Linked DNA regions of Homo sapiens: region 1 is linked to region 2. A link is an interaction called in ENCODE POLR2A ChIA-PET data of the cell type or tissue named here. Cell type or tissue: K562. All regions are shown on one strand. Each heading gives the region's core, and the rest is flanking DNA. Links, peaks and the distances in the headings are about the cores only. Region 1 overlaps LOC124905186 (a long non-coding RNA gene). Region 2 holds the start of GATA1 (GATA binding protein 1).

What was found. Peaks named below come from ENCODE experiments on the same cell type or tissue, not always from the same donor. Only the 100,000 strongest peaks of a DNase experiment are listed, where the experiment ranks them.
Region 1: POLR2A ChIA-PET joins it to region 2 with 5 read pairs; 2 of 35 experiments call an interaction of 5 or more read pairs at or near these places.

The regions. Positions count from the first base shown.
Region 1 is chrX:48,649,439-48,659,246 of GRCh38, forward strand. All of the region lies in intron 1 of LOC124905186 (a long non-coding RNA gene), which reads left to right. Among named protein-coding and RNA genes, the nearest start is that of WAS, 29 kb to the right of the region's middle. In K562, for the core only: no CTCF peak of the experiment used is centred there; no DNase peak of the experiment used is centred there.
Region 2 is chrX:48,778,580-48,788,387 of GRCh38, forward strand. GATA1 (GATA binding protein 1) reads left to right here and starts at 8,011. Exons shown (of 6, transcript NM_002049.4): 1 at 8,011-8,066. RefSeq lists an enhancer at 4,085-4,813 and cis regulatory regions at 4,158-4,738, 4,218-4,718, 4,385-4,506, 6,038-6,698, 7,138-8,258. In K562, for the core only: no CTCF peak of the experiment used is centred there; a DNase peak (open chromatin) is centred at 4,452; H3K4me3 peaks cover 946 bases.

The DNA.
Region 1 (9,808 bases), core at 2,961-7,960, 130 kb before region 2:
CTTCCCCTCAACTCCTGTAAACCACTAATCTTTTTACTGCCTCCTTAGTTTTGCCTTTTCCGGAATGTCATATAGTTGGAATCATACAGTATGTAGCCTTTTCAGATTGGCTTCTTTCACTTAGTATATCAGTCTGTTCTCATGCTGCTTATAAAGACATACCCAAGACTGGGTAATTTATAAAGAGGTTTAACGGAGTCACAGTTCCACGTGGCTGGGGAGGCCTCACAATAATGGTGGAAGGTAAAAGGCATGTTTTACATGGTGGCAGATAAAAGAGAATGTGGACCAAGCAAAAGGGTTTTCCCCTTATGAAACCATCAGATTTTGTGAGACTTATTCACTACCATGAGAACAATATGAGGGAAACTGCCCCCCATGATTCAGTTATCTCCCACTGGGTCTCTCCCACAACGCGTGGGAATTATGGGAGCTATAATTCAAGATGAGATTTGGGTGGGGACACAGCCAAACCTATCACTTAGTAATATGCATTTAAGTTTCCTCCATTTTTTTTTTTTTTTCTGAGACAGAGTCTCGCTCTGTCACCCAGGCTGGAGTGCAGTGGCGCGATCTCGGCTCTCTGCAACCTCCGCCTCCCGGGTTCAAGTGATTCTCCTGCCTCAGCTTCCTGAGTAGCTGGGATTACAGGCGTGTGCCACCACGCCCAGCTCATTTTTAGTAGAGATGGGGTTTCACCATGTTGGCCAGGCTGGTCTCAAACTCCTGACCTCAAGTGATCCACCTGCCTCCGCTTCCCAAAGTGCTAGGATTACAGGCATGAGCCACCGCGCCTGGCCTCTTCCATGTCTTTTTATGGCTTGGTAGCTCAGTTCTTTTTCTCACTGCATAATATTCCACTATCTGGATGTACCAGTTTATTTATCCACTCACCTACCAAAGGACATTTTGGTTGCTTCCATGTTTTTGCAATTATGAATAAAGCTGCTATAAACATTCCTGTGTGTAGATTTACGTGGGGACATAAGTTTTCAAGTCATTTGGGTAAATATCAAGGAATGCAATTACTGGATGGTATAGTAAGAGTATGTTTAGTTTTGTAAGAAGCCGCCAAACTGTCTTCCAAAGTGGCTGTGCCATTTTGCATTCTCATGAATGAGAGTTTCTGTTGCTCCACATCCTCGACAGCATTTGGTGTTGTCAGTGTGTTGTTTTCACCATTCTAATAGGTGTGTAGTGGCATCTCACTGTTGTTTTATTTTATTTTTTATTTTTTTAATTTTGAGACAGGGTTTCACTCTCGTTGCCCAGGCTGGAGTGCAATGGCGCGATCTTGACTCACCGCAACTTCCGCCTCCCAGGTTCAAGCAATTCTCCTGCCTCAGCCTCCCTAGTAGCTGGGATTACAGGCATGTGCCACCACGCCCAGCTAATTTTGTATTTTTAGTAGAGACGGGGTTTCTCCATGTTGGTCAGGCTGGTCTTGAACTCCTGACCTCAGGTGATCCGCCCGCCTTGGTCTCCCAAAGTGCTGGGATGACAGGCATGAGCCACTGCGCCCAGCCTAACTGTTGTTTTAATTTGCAAGTCTCTAATGACATATGATGTTGGGCATCTTCATATGCTTATTTGCCATCTGTCCACCTTCTTTGGTGAGGTGTCTATTCAGGTCTTTTGCCCATTTTTTAATCAGGTTGTTCATTTTCTTACCGTTGAGTTTTAAGAGCTCTTTGCAATTTTGGATAATAGTCATTTATCAGACACCTCTTTTGCAAATATTGTGGCTTGTCATTTCATTCACGTTTGTGGGGAGGGGGGAACGGAGTCTCACTCTGTCACCCAGGCTGGAGTGCAGTGGTGCAATCTCGGCTCACTGCAACCTCTGCCTCCTGGGTTCAAGCAATTCTCCTGCCTCAACCTCCAAGTAGCTGGGATTACAGGTGCACACTACCACACCTGGCTATCATCTCATTCTCTTGATCATCCTTTTTTCTTAAATTAAAAAGTGAGCAATTTCTTTGCAGTCAGAACAACATTTCTGTTGGCAGTGTGTGGTGGTAAAGAGGGGGACTCTGGAGTTAGCTTGGATTTGAATTCCAGTTCTGCCACTTATTAGCTGTGCCAGTTACTGAATGTCTCTGTGCTGCACTTTCCTCATCTTTAAAATGGGTATATGAGCTGGGCGTGGTGGCTCATGCCTGTAATCCCAGCACTCTGAGAGGCAGAGGTGGGTGGATTGCTTGAGGTCAGGAGTTCAAGACCAGCCTGGGCAACACGGCAAAATCCCGTCTCTACAAAAAATACAAAAATTAGCTGAGTGTGGTGGTGCACACCTGTAGTCTCAGCTACTTGGGGGACTGAGGTGGGAAGATCGCTTGGGCCCAGGAGGAGGAGGCTGCAGTGAGTGGAGATCGTGCCATTGCACTCCAGCCTGGGCGAGAGAGTGAGACTCTGTCTCCAAATTAAATAAAACAAGATGGAGATAAACCCGTACTCATAGGGTTGCTGTGAAAATTAGGTCAATTAATATAATTAGTATAAGAGATTTAAAACAGTTTCTGCAATATTTATTATTAAATTATTTGATTAGAACAAAAGATATAGTTTGCACAGTGGCAGAGACATGCATGAAAAGCAATGGTAGACATTTCTGACATGAAGGGCATGCCTTGGCAGCCTTTTAAGATCATTCTCCACTGAGCAGCAGCAGTTTCGTTTTAGAAGTCACATCAAAGCTACTTTGGCTTTTGCAAGGCGATTTCTGTGCATTATGCACAGAATGACATACCAACCTAAGAAAATTGATCTACTAGCAATTAGTGAGATGGAGCAGGAGAAGGAGCTAGCTTGCTATGGAAAAAGTGACAAAGAGATGGACTGAGTTGAGACACTTAGAGGTCTCTGACACTAACTGGCTGCCTCACTTTGTACAAATCACTTTATTCATCTGTTTCAGGCTTCCACTTGGTTTTGTTTTGTTTTTTGAGATAAGAGTCTTGCTCTGTCATCCAGGCTGGAGTGCAATGGCGTGATCTCGGCTCACTGCAATCTCTGCCTCCTGGGTTCAAACGATTCTCCTGCCTCAGCCTCCTGAGTAGCTGGAATTACAGGCATGCACCACCAGGCCCAGCTAATTTTTTTTTTTTTTTTAGTAGAGATGGGGTTTCACCATGTTGGCCAGGATGGTCTCGAACTCCTGACCTAAGGTGATCAGCCTGCCTGGGACTCCCAAAGTGCTGGGATTACAGGCGTGAGCTACCACGCCCGGCCCAGGTTTCCACTTTTGTTATGAAGGTGTTACAGTTATCAGGGCTGGGGATGGATATGCACATTAATCGTGTTTTTTAATTTTCTGTATTTCATGATGCTTTGACATCTTGGGGCCTTGCTAATCTTGGAGAGACTGTCCCTCCCAGGGCTAACTAATTCCTACAGAACTTGACTCTGAGCATGCTTTTGATATGCAAACCAACAATCATGAGACCATACCCAAACCACCTCCTTTTTCTAACTCTCACACACCAGCCAATATTCCCCCTCCAGGGCCAGGTACTGAACAACTAGGGGCCACCCTGTAGCCCACCAAAATCATTCAAACTATCCAGTCCTAAGGTTTCTCAGCTTGCCAATCCTGTCTCATCCATTCCTTCCCATAAAACCTACAATAAAGGCTCTGGGCCCATGCTTTCTCCTCACTCCTGACTCCTGACTGACCCTGGTGCCTCCCATGTGGCCCTTGCATGGCCATGGCTTGGCAAGCCCCCTCCTCTTGAGAACTGTGAGTAACAAACTATCTTTTCAATGGCAGTTGCCTTGTGATCTGCTGGGCTCACCATACCTCAATTTTTAAAGATTCTTGGTTATATTTTAAAACAATCTAACCCCAGGTGCTAACTCTGGTGGCTGCTTAATAGCTGTCCCAAGTGAGGGATGAGAAAAATCTTCAGGTTGAGTCAAAATATCAATGTCTGCCCTGAGCATGGGTTGTGAGGAATAAAGATGTGAGAGAAAGGGTTTGTCCTCCCTGACACAGATGATCTCTAGGGGCCCTTGCAGCTCTAATATCTAAGCATTTTAGAAAGTATTTTAAGGCCAGGCACAGTAGCTCATGCCTATAATCCCAGCACCTTGGGAGGCTGAGGTGGGCAGATCACTTGAGGTCGGGAGTTCGAGACCAGCCTGGGCAACATGGCAAAACCCCCATCTCTACTAAAAATACAAAAATTAGCCAGGCATGGTGCCACATGCCTGTAATCCCAGCTACTCGGGTGGCTGAGGCAGGAGAATCTCTTGAACCCAGGAGGTGGAGGCTGCAGTGAACTGAGATCACACCACTGCACTCCAGCCTGGGCAACAAAGCAAGACTCTGTCTCAAAAAAAAAAAAAAAAGAAAGAAAGGAAGAAGAGGAACAGGAGGGAGGAGGAGGGATCTGAGCTAGCACGCTCAGCCCCTTGCCAAGTGATACCCTGCACTGTCTCAGGACTCTTCAGAGTCCTCACCAGCAAAAAGTCCCCCACCAGATGCAGCCCCTTGACCTTAGACTTCTCAGCCCCCACAACTGTAAGAAAGAAATTCATTTCCTTTAAAATTACCCAGTTTCAGGTATTCTGTTATAAGCAACAGAAACTGGACTAAGACAGGAAAACACAAACATTCAGTCCATTGCCTTCCAACACCTGCCTGCCCCCGACAATTCATGTGCTTCTCACATGCAAACTACATTCAATTCCATCCAAACATCCCCCCAAATCTTAACTCATTCCAGTATGAACTCTAAAGTCTAAAGCCAAAAGTCTCATCTAAAGATCATCTAAATCAGGTATGGGTGAAACTCACCCTGAAGCAAAATTCCTCTTCAGCTGCTTAAAAGAAACCAAAGTATTTGCTTCCAAAATACAATGATGGGACACAAAGAGGGTCTATAAACATTCCCATTCCAAAAGGGAGAAACAGGGAAGGAGGACGGGGTGACAAGTCCCAAGCAAGTCCAAAACCTAGCAAGGGAAGTTCTGTGAGATCTTGAGACTCAGGTAATCCTCTTTGGCTTGAAGCTTTGCCTCCAGACCTACTGGGGTGTCAGTCCCTCATGCCAGACCCACTGAGGGGGCAATGTCACCCTCACAGTGAGAGACAGGACTAGCTGGATTTCCTAGGCTGACTAAGAATCCCTAAGCCTAGGTGGGAAGGTGACCGCAATCCACCTTTAAACACGGGGCTTGCAACTTAGCTCACACCCGACCAATCAGGGAGTAAAGAGAGCTCACTAAAATGCTAATTAGGCAAAAACAGGAGGTAAAGAAATAGCTAATCATCTATCACCTGAGAGCACAGCGGGAGGGACAATGATAGGGATATAAACCCAGGCATTCGAGCCCGCAACGGCTACCCTCTTTGGGTCTCCTCCCTTTGTATGGGAGCTCTGTTTTCACTCTATTAAATCTTGCAGCTGCACTCTCTTCTGGTCCGTGTTTGTTACGGCTCGAGCTGAGCTTTCACTTGCAGTCCACCACTGCTGTTTGCCGCCGTCGCAGACCCGCCATTGACTTCCATCCCTCCAGATCCGGCAGGGTGTCCGCTGTGCTCCTGATCCAGCAAGCCGTCCACTGCTGCTCCCGATCGGGCTAAAGGCTTGCCATTGTTCCTGCATGGCTAAGTGCCTGTGTTTGTCCTAATCGAGCTGAACACTAGTCACTGGGTTCCACGGTTCTCTTCCGTGACCCACGGCTTTTAATAGAGCTATAACACTCACGCATGGCCCAAGACTCCATTCCTTGGAATCCGTGAGGCCAAGAACCCCAGGTCAGAGAACCCGAGGCTTGCCACCATCTTGGAAGCAGCCCACCACCATCTTGGGAGCTCTGGAAGCAAGGACCCCCACCCCCCGGCCCGGTAACAACAGTTTGGCAGCACTCACTGCTCATGCTGTGGTTGTCAGGGCAGGAGTTGTAGCCTCAGGGCTCTGCTGGGAGCCTCCATCCCCACCGCTCTACTGGGCATTGGTCTCACCCTTTGAAATGGAGGTGGAGGCTGGGAGTGGTGGCTCACACCTGTAATCCCAGCACTTTGGGAGGCCAGGACAGGCCAGTCACAAGGTCAGGAGATCGAGACCATCCTGGCTAACAGGGTGAAACCCCGTCTCTACTAAAAATACAAAAAATTAGCTGGGCGTGGTGGTGGGCGCCTGTAGTCCCAGCTACTTGGGAGGCTGAGGTGGGAGAATGGCATGAACCTGGGAGGCGGAGTTTGCAGTGAGCCAAGATTGTGCCACTGCACTCCAGCCTGGATGACAGAGCGAGACTCTGTCTCAAAAAAAAAAAAAAAAAAGAAATGGAGGTGCAGGTAGTCCTATGCCCTAAGCCCATGTACTCTGGGCCTCTGATGGGACTGGTGACCTGGACGGTCTCTGAATCACCTTCAGGGTTCTTCTTCCCTTATCTTGAAGAACAGTGTGTGTTCACAGCCGAATAGTTCTATGGTTTGGTCCTATAGGATCTAAGAAGTTTAATCATCTTCCTTCATTTTGTCCCATTTTCTTTTTTTCTTTTTCTTTTTTTTTTTTGAGACAGAGTCTCCCTCTGTTGCCCAGCACCCAGGCTGGAGTGCAGTGGTGCAATCTCAGCTCACTGCAACCTCCGCCTCCTGGGTTCAAGTGATTCTCCTGCCTCAGCCTCCCAAGTAGCTGGGATTACAGGCGTGCACCACCGCACCCGGCTAATTTTTGTATTTTCAGTAGAGACAGGGTTTCACCATGTTGGTGAGGCTGGTCTTGAACTCCTGATCTCAGGTGATCCACCCGCCTCAGCATCCCAAAGTGTTGGGATTACAGGCATGAGCCACTGTGCCCAGCCATTTTGTCCCATTTTCTCTGTTTCCTTTAGTCCCAGTCAGCAGTGCCATTTCCAGTACAATCCCATCGCTATTGCTGTTTTGTTGAGATGGTTAATGAAGTCCACAGTTCACATTCACAGTAATCTCCTTGTCAAATAGTCCAGCAGATCCTTAGTGTTCTCTTCCAAACATGCTTTGTCATGTTTTGTAATATGGACAGGGACAGGCTGAGAATTTTCCAGACCCACTGAGGGAGCAATGTCACCCTCATAGCTTGGGTAAGTTTAAGTTCTGGTTCCTTTTTGCATAACAATTCTGTTTTCAATTCATATCTCTCTTCTCAAATTTGACTATAAGCAGTCAGGAGGAACCAAGCCTCTCCTTTCAACACTTTGCTTAGAGATCTCCTCAGCTAAATCTCCATTTCACTGTTCACAAGTCCTACCCTCTACAAAACACTAAAACGTAAACACAATTCAGCCAGGTTCTTTGCTACTTTATAACAAGGATCACCTTTTCTCCACTGTCCAATAACACGTTCCTCATTTCTACCTGAGACCACATCAGAACAGCCTTTAACCACCCATATTTCTACCACCAATCTGTTCATGATTACTTATGTATTCTTTAAGAAAGCAGAAGCTTTCTCTACAGCTCTCCTCATTTCTTTCTGACTGCTCATCAGAATCACCTTTAAAGGTCCATTCAATGGCAATATAGGATTTTTCTTTTTTTCCTTTTTCTTTTTTTTAGATGGAGTCTTGCTCTGTTGCCCAGGCTGGAGTGCAGTGGCGCAATCTTGGCTCACTGCAACCTCCACCTCCCTGGTTCAAGCAATTCTCCTGCCTCAGCCTCCTGAGTAGCTGAGATTACAGGTGTGCGCCACCACGCCCGGCTAATTTTTTTTTTTTTTTTTGTATTTTTAGTGGAGATGGGGTTTCACCGTGGTGGTCAAGTTGGTCTCAAACTCCTGACCTCATAATCCATCCACCTCGGCCTCCCAAAGTGCTGGGATTACAGGTGTGAGCCACCGCACCTGGTGGCAATATAGGATTTTTCTAGCGCATGCACCCAAATTTATGTCTTAGTCTGTTTTCTGTTGCTATAACAGAATACCACAGACCAGGTAATTTATAAAGAAAAGAAGCTCAGCCAGGTGCAGTGGCTCACACCTATAATCCCAGCACTTTGGGAGGCCAAGGTGGGTGGATCACTTGAGGTCAGGAGTTTGAGACCAGCCTGACTAACATGGTGAAACACCATCTCTACTAAAAATACAAAAATTAGCTGGGCCTGGTGATGAATGCGTGTAATCCCAGCTAGTCGGGAGGCTGAGGCAGGAGTATTGCTTGAACCTGGGAGGCAGAGGTTGCAGTGAGCAGAGATCGTGCCACTGCACTCCAGCCTGGGTGACAGAGTGAGATTCTGTCTCAAAAAAATAAAAAATAAAAATAATTTTAAAAAGAAGCTTAACAAGCTCACAGTTCTGGAGGCTGGGAAGTCTAAGAGCATGGTGCTAGCATCAGATGAGGCCTTCATGCTGCATCATCCCATCATGGGTAGACAGAATGGCAAGAGGGTGCATGCGAGAGACAGCTCACTTTTATAACAAAGCCACTCCCACAATAACAGCATTAGTCCATTCATGAAGGTGACAGCCCCATGACCTAATGTCTTCTTAAAGACCCCACCTCTCAATACTGTTACAATGGCAATTAAAGGTCAACATGAGTTTTGGAGGGAACATTCAAACCATGGCACTCTTCCAGCCTCTAGTCATTACAATTACAAGGCCACTTCCACATTTTTAGGTATTCGTTACATAGCACCCCTCACTTCTCAGTACCAATTTCTGTCTTAGTCAGTTCTGACTGGTATAACAAAGTGCCATAGACTGGGTGGCTTATAAACAACAGAAATTTCTCTCTTAACAGTTCTGGTTGGAAGTCTGACATTACGGTTCCAGCATGGTCAGGTTCTGGTAGGGATGCTGTTTAGGGTTGCTGACAGCTAAATTTTCATTGTATCCTCACATTGTGGAAAGAACTCTCTGGGGTCCCTTTTATTTATTTATTTATGTATTTATATTTTTCTGAGACAGAGTCTCACTCTGTCGTCCAGGCTGGACTGCAGTGGCACCATCTCCATTCACTGCAACCTCCGCCTCCTGGGTTCAAGCGATTCTCCTGCCTCAGCCTCCTGAGTAGCTGGGATTACAGGCAAACACCACTATGCCCAGCTAATTTTTGTATTTTTAGTAGAGACAGGGTTTCGCCATGTTGGCCAGGCTGGTCTTGAACTTCTGGCCTCAGGTGATCCACCTGCTTCGGCCTCCCACAGTGCTGGGATTACAGGCGTGTGCCACTGCGCCCAGCCTGGGGTCCCTTTCATAAGGGCACCAATCCCATTCATGAGGGCTCCACTGTCATGACTTAATCACCTCCCAAAGGTCCCACCTTCTAATACTATCACATTAGGGGTTAGGATATCAACATGTTTGGGGAGACACAAACATTCAGTCTATTGCACAGCCTTTTACCTTCTGCAAATAAAACTGCTTCCAGTATACCCAAAGCTGTACTAAAACCTCTTTTTTTTTTTTTTTTTTTCTGGTTTTCCTAGGCAGAGTATTTGTGTCCCTGGGTACTTGAGATTAGGGAGTGGTGATGACTCTTAAGGAGCATGCTGCCTTCAAGCATCTGTTTAACAAAGCACATCTTGCACCGCCCTTAATCCATTTAACCCTGAGTGGACACAGCACATGTTTCAGAGAGCACAGGGTTGGGGGGTAAGGTCACAGATCAACAGGATCCCAAGGCAGAAGAATTTTTCTTAGTACAGAACAAAATGAAAAGTCTCCCATGTCTACTTCTTTCTACACAGACACAGCAACCATCCGATTTCTCAATCTTTTCCCCACCTTTCCCCCTTTTCTATTCCACAAAACCGCCATTGTCATCATGGCCCGTTCTCAATGAGCTGTTGGGTACACCTCCCAGACGGGGTGGTGGCCGGGCA
Region 2 (9,808 bases), core at 1,513-6,512:
TTTACAATAGCTTCAAAATGAATAAAATACTTAGTAATAAAATGAATGAAAGAAGGGTAAGACTTATACACTGAAAACCATAAAATATTATTGAAAGAACTTAAAGAAGACCTAAATAAATGGAAAGACATCACATGTTCATGGATTGGAAGACTTTATAGTGTTAAGATGGCAATACTCCCCAAATTGATCTACAGACTTGATGCAATCCCTATCAGAATCCCAGCTTGCTTCTTTGCAGAACTGACAAGCTGATTCACATGGGAGTGCTAGGGGCCCAAAATACAACAATCTTGAAAAAGAAAAACAAAGTTAGAGGACTCACACCTTCCAGTTTAAAAACTTACTATACAGCTACAGTAATCAAGACCATGTGCTACTGGCATAAAAACATACATATAAATTAACGAAATAGAATTGAAAGTCCAGAAATAAATTCATACATTATAGGCAACTGATTTTTTTGAGACAGGGACTTGCTCTGTTGCCCAGTCACAAACATAGCTCACTGCAGCCTCAAACTCCTGGGCTAAGCGATACTCCCACATCAGCCTCCCAAGTAGCTGGGACTACAGGCATGCACCACTGTGCTCAGCTAATTTTTAAAAAACTTTTTGTAGAGACAGGGTCTCAATGTGTTGGACAGGCTGAACTCCTGGGTTCAAGTGATCCTCCCACGTTGGCCTCCCAAAATGCTGGGATTACAGGTGTGAGCCACTGTGTCCAGCTAGCAATTGATTTTTGACAAGTGTACCAAGACCATTCAATGGGGAAAGAATGCTCCTTTCAACAAATGGTGCTGAGACAGCTGAGTATCCACATGCAAAAGAATAAAGTGGGACCCCTTCCTCATACCATATACAAAAAACAACTCAAAACAGATCAAAGACCTAAATGTAAGAGCTAAAACGATAAAACTTTTAGAACGGGGGTCCCCAACCTCCAGGCCACAAACCCATCTGTGGTCTCTTAGAAACTGGGCCACACAGCAGGAGGTGAGCTGCGGCTTGCTGCCATTCATGAAGCTGAGCCCGCCTCCTGTCAAATCAGCTGCAGCATTAGATTCTCTTAGGAGCTCAAACCCTATTGTGAACTGTGCATGCGAGGGATTTAGGTTGTGCACTCCTTATGAGACTCTAATGTAACGCGCTTGAATCATCCTGAAAACATCCCCACTTCTGTGGAAAAAAATTGTCTTCCATGAAACTGGTCCCTGGTGCCAAAAAGTTGGGGACCGCTGCTTTAGAAGAAAACAGGCTTAAGTCTTTGTGACCTTGGATTAGGCAATGGTTTCTTAGACGTGACATCTAAAGCATAAGCAGCCAAAGAAAAATAGACACACTGGAGTTCATCAAAACTATAAGCTTTCTGGCTGGACGCAGTGGCTCACGCCTGTAATCTCACCACTTTGTGAGGCTGAGGTGAGTGGATTGCTTGAGCCCAGGAGCTCAAGACCAGCCTAGGCAACATGGTGAAACCCCATCTCTGCAAAAAATACAAAAATTAGCCAGGAACGGTGGCATGCAACTGTAGTCCCAGCTACTTGGGGGACTGAGGCAGGAGGATCACTTGAGCCTGGGGGGTCAAGGCCTCGGTGAGCCACGTTCACCCCCACTGCACTGCAGCCTGGGTGACAAAGTGAGAACCTGTCTCAAAAAAAAAAAAAGTGAAAAGACAACCTACAGAAGACAATATTTGAAAATCACATATCTAAAAAGAGTCTAGTATCCAGAATACATAAAGAACTCTTACTACTCAACAATAAAAGGACAAATAACCCAATTCAAAATGGGCAAAGGATTTAAATAAACACTTCTCCAAAGAAGATAAATGGGCTGGGCACGGTGGCTCATGCCTGTAATCCCAGCATTTTGGGAGACTGAGGCGGATGGATCACTTGTGGTCAGGAGTTCGAGACTGGCCTGGCCAACATAGTGAAACCCCATCTCTCCTAATAATACAAAAATTAGCCAGGCATGGTGGCGGGTGCCTGTAATCCCAGCTACTCAGGAGACTGAGGCAGGATAATCACTTGAACCCAGCAGGTGGAGGCTGCAGTGAGCCAAGATCGTGCCACTGCACTCCAGCCTGGGTGACAGAGCAAGACTACATCTCAAAAAAAAAAAAAAAAAAAAAAAGAAGATAGATGACCAACAAGTTTATGAAAATATGCTCAACATCAGTGGTCACAGGGAAATGCAAATCAAAACCATAACAAGACACCACTTCACACCCACACCCAGTAGGATGGCTAGAATCAAAAAGAGGGACAATAAAAAGTGTTGGAGGCCAGGCATGGTAGCCTGTAATTCCAGCACTTTGCAAGGCCAAGGCAGGCAGATTGCTTGAGCCCAGTAGTTTGAGACTAGCGTAGGCAACGTGGCGAAAATCCCATCTCTACGAAAAATTAACAAAAATTTAGCTGGGTGTGATGGCATGCACCTGTAGTCCTGGCTACTCAGGAGGTTGAGGTGGGAGGATCACTTGAACCCAGGAGGTTGAGGCTGCAGTGAGCAGAGATCATGTCACTGTACTCCAGCCTGGGGAACAGAGTGAGACCCTGCCAAACAAAAGAAAAAAGAAAAAAAAGAAAAAAGAAAGAAAGAAAGAAAGAGAGAGAGAGAGAGAGAGAGAAAGAAAGAAAGAAAGAAAGAAAGAAAGAAAGAAAGAAAGAAAGAAAGAAGAAAGAAAAGAAAAGAAAAGAAAAGAAAGAAAGAAAGAAAGAAAGAAAGGAGTGTTGGAGAGAATGTGGTTAAATTTAAATTTGAATCCCCATATGGCAGCTGTGGAGAACACTTGCAGTTCCTCAGAAAGTTAAACATAGAATTACCATATCACCCCGCAATTCCATTCCTAGTTATATACCCAAGAAAACGAAAAACATATGTCCACATAAAAACTTTCACATGAATGTTCATAGCAGCATTATTTGTGATAGCCAAGAGTCCATCAATGGGTGAATGGATAAGCATAATGTGGCATTTCTTTTTCCTTTTATCTTTTGAGACAGGGTCTCACTCTGTTGCCCAGGCTGGAGTGCAGTGGTGCAATCATGGCTCACTGCAGCCTCAACTTGCTGATCCTCCCACCTGAGCCCCCCAAGTAGCTGGGACCACAGGCATGCACCACCACACCCGGCTAATTTTTCTTTTTTGTAGACACGTGTTCTTGCTACGCTGCCCAGGCTGGTCTCGAACTCCTGGGCTCAAGCAATCCACCCACCTCAACCTCCCAAAGTGCTGAGATTACAGGTGTGAGCCACCGCATCCTAGCTATAATGTAGTAGGTATTTTCATACAAAGGAATATTATTCAGTCATGAAAATGAATGAAGTACTGATACATGCTACAATATGAATGAACCTTAAAAAACTTATGTGAAGTAAAAGAAGGCAGTTACAAAAGGCCACATATTATATGACTGCATTTATATGAAATGTCCAAAACAGACAAATTCATAGAGACAAAGAGATTTGTGATGGCCCGGGGATGGGAGGAGAGGGAAATGGAATGGGAGGGTGTATGTTAATAGATATAGGGTTCCTTTTGGGGGTGATGAAAATGTTCTGGAATTAGGTAGTGGATAGTTACACAACCTCGTGATATACTAATCGCTTTGCTATACATTTTAAGAGTGAATTTTATGGTTAAGAGCAAATTTTATGGTATGTGAATTATGTCTCAATAAACAGAAAAAGAAAAAAAAGAATGAACTATTGATACACACGACAATGTGGAAGAATGTCACAGACATTATGCTGAGCAAAAGCAGCACATACTGTATGATGTGCTTCCATTTCCATGAAGTGCAAAAACAGGCCAAAAAAACCCCAGGTATCATATGGTGTTTATGGGTACCAACATATGGAGTGATGGAGTAAAAATACTCATGAGGAAGATAAACACCAAGCTCAAGGCAGTAGAAGGAGAGAGGGAAATGGAATCAGTACAAGAGCATCTGTAATATCGCATATCCTTTAAAAACAATCTGAAGTCAATAAGGCAAAATATTAATGTTTGACAAAAGTAGATGCTTGTTACAGCACCCTTTATACTTTCCATTTTTTAAAACAGTCAACCAACAGTTTGTTTCTGAGGGCAAACGCTTGACTCCTTAACCAGGCTTTGGTTGACATTTGCCTTGGTGCTTTTGACACCACAGTCTGTCAGGCTCTGTCCCCACCCTGATGGGCTCCACAGTACAGAAGAGGCACAAACAGTACAAATGCCATGGGGCCTGGACCAAGCAGGGGCTCTAGAACCCCAGAAGATGCCAGGAGGGAGTGAGCCAGTCAGGGAAGGCTTCCGAGAAGAGAGGACATTGAAGAAGAGTCTCAAACTTAGGCCTGACGGAGAAGACGCGCGGCCAGGACACCCCACCCCCGCCCTCGTCTCCCCCAAAGCCTGATCTGGCCCCACTGATTCCCTTATCTGCCCACTCCCAGCTGCCTCCTTGCTGGCTGAACTGTCGCCGCAGACTTCTGAGCCTGCGCCCCCTCCACGGGGATGGGGGAGGGAATGGGGTGAGGCCTGGCCTCACAGCCTCGGGGTTTCCAGCTCTTGCTGGAGGCAGGGCTCTGGGGCGCCCTACTCCTCACCCTTGGCTTCTCTTCCTGAGCGCTCTGTGCTCTCCAGAAATGAAGAAATGGGGTGAGTCCAGCGGCCAAACCCTTGTCTTAGCTCTTAGACATGCCTCGAGCCTGCCATTCCCTGTGAGGACAGATTTCCCTATGTTGCGACCGCTGCTTCTAATAATAATAATGATGATGATAATTCCCATTTACAGAGCACACCATTTATGGTGTGCCAGCAGGCCCTGTGCTGAGTGGTTCCTACCCACGTGGGGGGCTAGGACTTTACCCGTTTTCCAGATGAAGAAACTGAGGCTCAGAGGGCGTCTGGCCCAGGAATCACACAGCAAATCACACAGCAAATCAGAGTTGAGACAAGAACCCAGGGCCCTGGAGGAACATCTTCATTTCCACACACCTATGTAGAACCAGTCTGGAGGTGAGGGCAATTATACACACTTGCACCACAAGGAGCTGGTGAGAATGCGATAGAATTATGGGTGGAGAGCGCTTAGCACAGTGCCTGGGGTCACTCAGCAAATAATGCCGCTGCTGTTATTATTAGTCTATTAATGCTATTATTAATATCAGAATTAAACAAGCCTCGGCAACATAGCGAGACTTCATCTCTATTGAAAAAAAATTTTTTGCTGGGTGTGGTGGCATGCACCTGAAGTCCCAGCTCCTCAGGAGGTTGAGGTGGGAGGATCACTTGAGCCCAGGAGGTGGAGGCTGCAGTGAGCCAAGATTGTCACTGCACTCCAGCCTGAGTGACATAGTGAGACACTGTCCCCAAAAAATATTTAGTACGTATCATTATCACTATTGTTGTTAGAATTAGAATAGTTTTAGAATTAGTGTTAGTATTAATAATAGTATTAGTGTTAGATTAAAATTAGTATTAGCATTAGATGAGTATTACTATGAAAATTAGTATGTCCTCATAGAAGTAGAGAGTAGAATAGTGGTTACCAGCAGATGGGAGGGTAGGAGGCAGGGAGGGATGGGGAGAGGCTGTCAATGGGTACAAAGCTACAGTTAGATAGGAGGCATAAGTTCTGGTGTTCTAATGCATAGTACAATGACTAGAGTCAACAATAAATGTATATTTCAAAATAGCTGAAAGAGGCGTTCTCGAATGTTCTCATCACAAAGAAAAGATAAATGTTTAAGGTGATGAATATGCTAATTACCTTGATTTGATCACTACACAATGTATACATGTAACAAAACATCATGTTTTACCCCATATATATGTACAACTATTATGTGTCAATCATAAATTTAAAGAAATAAAATTAGTTTTAGTGTCAGTATCAATATTACAATATTGGTATTACTCTTAGTGTCAGCATATTATTAGCATTAGTACTATAAGTAGTAGTAGGGTTAGAAAGGGCTATGTACTCTCCCTTGTATGCAGTAGGTACTCAATAAATAAATAGGGGTACTTAATATTTATTGAGATTTCAGATTCAAGTAAGTTAAGATCATGTAACATGGGTTAAAACTCATTTAGTCTCCCCAGTCACTGCATGGAGTGGCTTATTGGGGTATATTATTACCCCATTTTTACAGATGAGGAGCTAAATTCCAGAGGGGATGGTAACTCTCCCAAGGTCACCTGATCCATTAGTGGTTAGGGCAGTCTATGAACGAGGATGAGCTGGCTCTAGAGACCATCTCCTGAAACCACTGCCACTTAAGTCAGAGGTGTCTTTGTATTCGTTCTCCTTATTACTGATGAGGGTTCAGCATGGGGCGTGGCACACCAGCAGGAGCTCAATAAATAGGAATTCATGGGCTTGCTCTCTTTCCTCCTCAAATCTCCCATTGCATATGAGGACACTGAGGCTCAGAGGAGTGAGATAAGAATGGTAAGATCCCTCCAGGGTGGGCCAGTGGGCAAGCTGACCCCACTGACCTGGGGCTCCACCCTTGGCCTCTGCCCTTTGTAGGTCTCAGTCTCCCCATCTGTAGACTAGGTGGGCAGGACAGCTCCTTGTCCCACGTGTGCATGTGTGTCAGATGCTTTCATATAGAAAAAGTGCTCAGGTTAGGTACAAGTCTATGTGAGGTCTATGAGACACTGTGGTTGTTGTCATTAATATTTGGAGGAGGTGGGGCAGGGCAAGAGTGTGGGGACTGGGGTGCGGAGGCCTAGCCACATTCTGGTTGTCCCCTGCTGAGGGCTGAGGGCAGAGCCACAGGCTACATCAATCCACATCCTCCCATCCTACCTGCATGGGCACCACATGCCCAGGGTGTGATCCAGTCTGCCTGGACCTTCTTCTGAGTCTGTCTCTGAATATCCCTCTGTCTCTGTCTCCCTTCTCAGTTCTCCACTTCTGTCTTTGGCCTCTTTCCCTTTCAGGTTTTATCTGTCACTTCTGTCCATCTCTGTCTCTCATTCTCTCTTTGCCTCTCTCTATATGTCTTTAATGGTCTCTGGTTCTCCCCGGGTGTCTCGCCCTCTTTGTCTCTCCTTTTCTTTTGTGCCCTCTCTCTGCCTCTTTCCACGTCTGTCTCCTTCTCTATTCATCTCTGTCACTCTCTTTCTCCCCATTTCCATCTCTCTCCGCCTATCTCTGTTTTTGTTTGTCTCTCTGCCTCTGTCTCTCCCACTCCACCCCTTTCCTTTCCTACCCTATACCACTCCTCGAGGAATCATCCCTGGCTCCCACCTCAGTTTCCCGCCTCCAAGGCAGCATGGCGGGCAAGAAGTTGAGGCCACTGTCCCTGGGTGTTCCTACCCCCACACCCTCACCCCAAGACAGCCTGTTACTGCGGCGCCAACAGCCACGGTCGCCTACATCTGATAAGACTTATCTGCTGCCCCAGGGCAGGCCGGAGCTGGCGTAAGCCCCAGTGGGGCGCTAAGTGAGTGTGCCCCTGCCTCCCGCCAGCACTGGCCTGGCCTGCAGGCTTAGCCTGGGTCATCAAGGTATCCCACAGGCTCTAGTTCAAATCCAGCAGAACCTCTCTGAGCCTCACTCTTCTCACCTGCAAAATGGGTACAGCCACATCCCTTCTCTCCCTGCAGCCAGGAAGACGCACATACACAGGAGTCTAGCCCACACCGGCCCCGCACAAATTAAGGGCTTTACTCTCTGAAAAGCCCAGTGAAGTCATGAAACCATATCTGCTATTTTCATTTATCTTGGTTTCAGCCTATTTTGCTTGTCTGGACACTACAGTCCACGGGAGCCTAGGTCGAGCGAGGTCCAAGAATCCCCAGGGTGGGCAGGGAGGGTGGAAGAGGGCCTCCAGTGCCCAAGAGGTGCCCCACAAGCATGGGACCCGCCCCCTCCCCTGGACTGCCCCACCCACTGGGGCACCAGCCACTCCCTGGGGAGGAGGGAGGAGGGAGAAGGGAGGGAGGGAGGGAGGGAGGAAGGGAGCCTCAAAGGCCAAGGCCAGCCAGGACACCCCCTGGGATCACACTGAGCTTGCCACATCCCCAAGGCGGCCGAACCCTCCGCAACCACCAGCCCAGGTCAGTCTCAGCCCCCAGAGAGCCCCCACCAAGGCAACCCTGGGCCTGCTGCCCCTACCCTTATGCTTGCTCCAGGCTCCCCAACCCACAGCTGGTCCCCAAAGTGTCAGCCAGCCCTGAATCCCTTTACAGCTCCTCCAACCCACCTGTCTTTCCAACTCCCATTTCTACCCCAAATCTACCCCCTAAACCCCACCTCTTTCTGCCCTCTCATCCACTCCGTCCAAGATATCTATATCCTCTGGATCCCTTCACTTTGCTCGCTATACCCCTAGGTCTGTCTCCCCTAAACACTAACTCTGTCTCCCAAAACATGACTTTATCTCCCCAAATCCTTTCCCTGTCCCATATCTGATTTCCACTCACCCAAACTTGTCTCTGTCTCCCTGACTTCTCCTCCAAACCTCACTTTTCTGCTCCCAAACCCCTTATCTGCTCTACAACGCCTTGTCTTTGCCCCACTCTCTCTGAGCCCCCAAACCTGTCTCTGATCTGCCAAACCCTAGCTCCATCCTCTTACCACCATCTCTGCCTTTCAAACCCACTCTTTGTTCCCAATGACTTCTCTCTGATCTCCGCAAACCATTTATCTCTCCCAACTCCCTGCCTGCTCAGTAAAATATCTTTGTCACTTCAAACACCAAGTCAACTCCCCAAAATCTGTTCTGCCGCATGAACCCTCATGTCTGCCTTCCCCAAACCGTATCTCAGCCCTAAAACACATCTCATTGTCTCCCTGAATCTCTCCAGCTCCAAGCCTTTCTCTACTCCAATTCTATCTTGGCTTCTCAAACTCCCCTTTACTAGCCACATTCTGTCTGCCCAAACAGATCTTTGACTCCTAAACTCCATCTCTCCTCCAGAAAAACCCTTGAACTCCCCAGACTTTTCTATGACCCTCAGAATCTGACTCCCACACTACTTCTCAACTTTATTTCTGACTCTCAAACTTCGCCCCGATCCCCCAACCTCGTCTGTTTTCACAACCTATTCCTGAGCCCAAAATGTGTCTCTGAACTTCCAAGCTCGTCTCTGCTCCACAACCCCGCCCATATCTGCCTCCCCACAAACTCCATGGCTACACCCCAAACCTCTCTGACTTAACCCCATATCTGACCTTCAAATTCCACCTCTATCTCCCCCTAAGCCCCATATCTGCCCCCTAGACCTTATATCTGCTCCCTTCAGCCCGGTGAGACCCTCCCTTGAGGGCTGGGATTGGAACGTTACCTGGGGTGAGGGGCTGGGGCCGAGGGAGAGTGGAGGGTGCCAGCTGCTGCCTGCTGCCGCCGTTGGGGCAACACTTACTCTAGTGGGGCAGCTGATAAGGAGCTTTCATATCCCCCAGCCTCGAGATAAACTTTATCTCTGTCCGGAGAGTGATAACTGGGGGTGAGGAGGCTGGGCCCCTGCCATGGGAGGGGTGGGCAGCCCTGGACTCACCAACGTGTGAGGTGCAGGGGTTGGGGGCAGTGGGGCTGGAGGGAGATCATGGTGGGTAAGGTGGAGTTGAGGGGATGAGGGAATAGTGGTGAAAGAGTGAGCAGAAGACACACAATGAGACAGGGAAGAGAGGGAGAAACAGGGAGAGATGGGAAGAGAGAGACAGAGACACAGAGACAAAGAGCAAGAGACAAAAGAGACATGAAGAGAAAGGAAAAACAGAGAGAGAGAAACTCAACGAGTAAGAGACAGAGACAGACAGATGGCCGGAGAAAAAGAAGGAAAGACCCGGGAGCAGA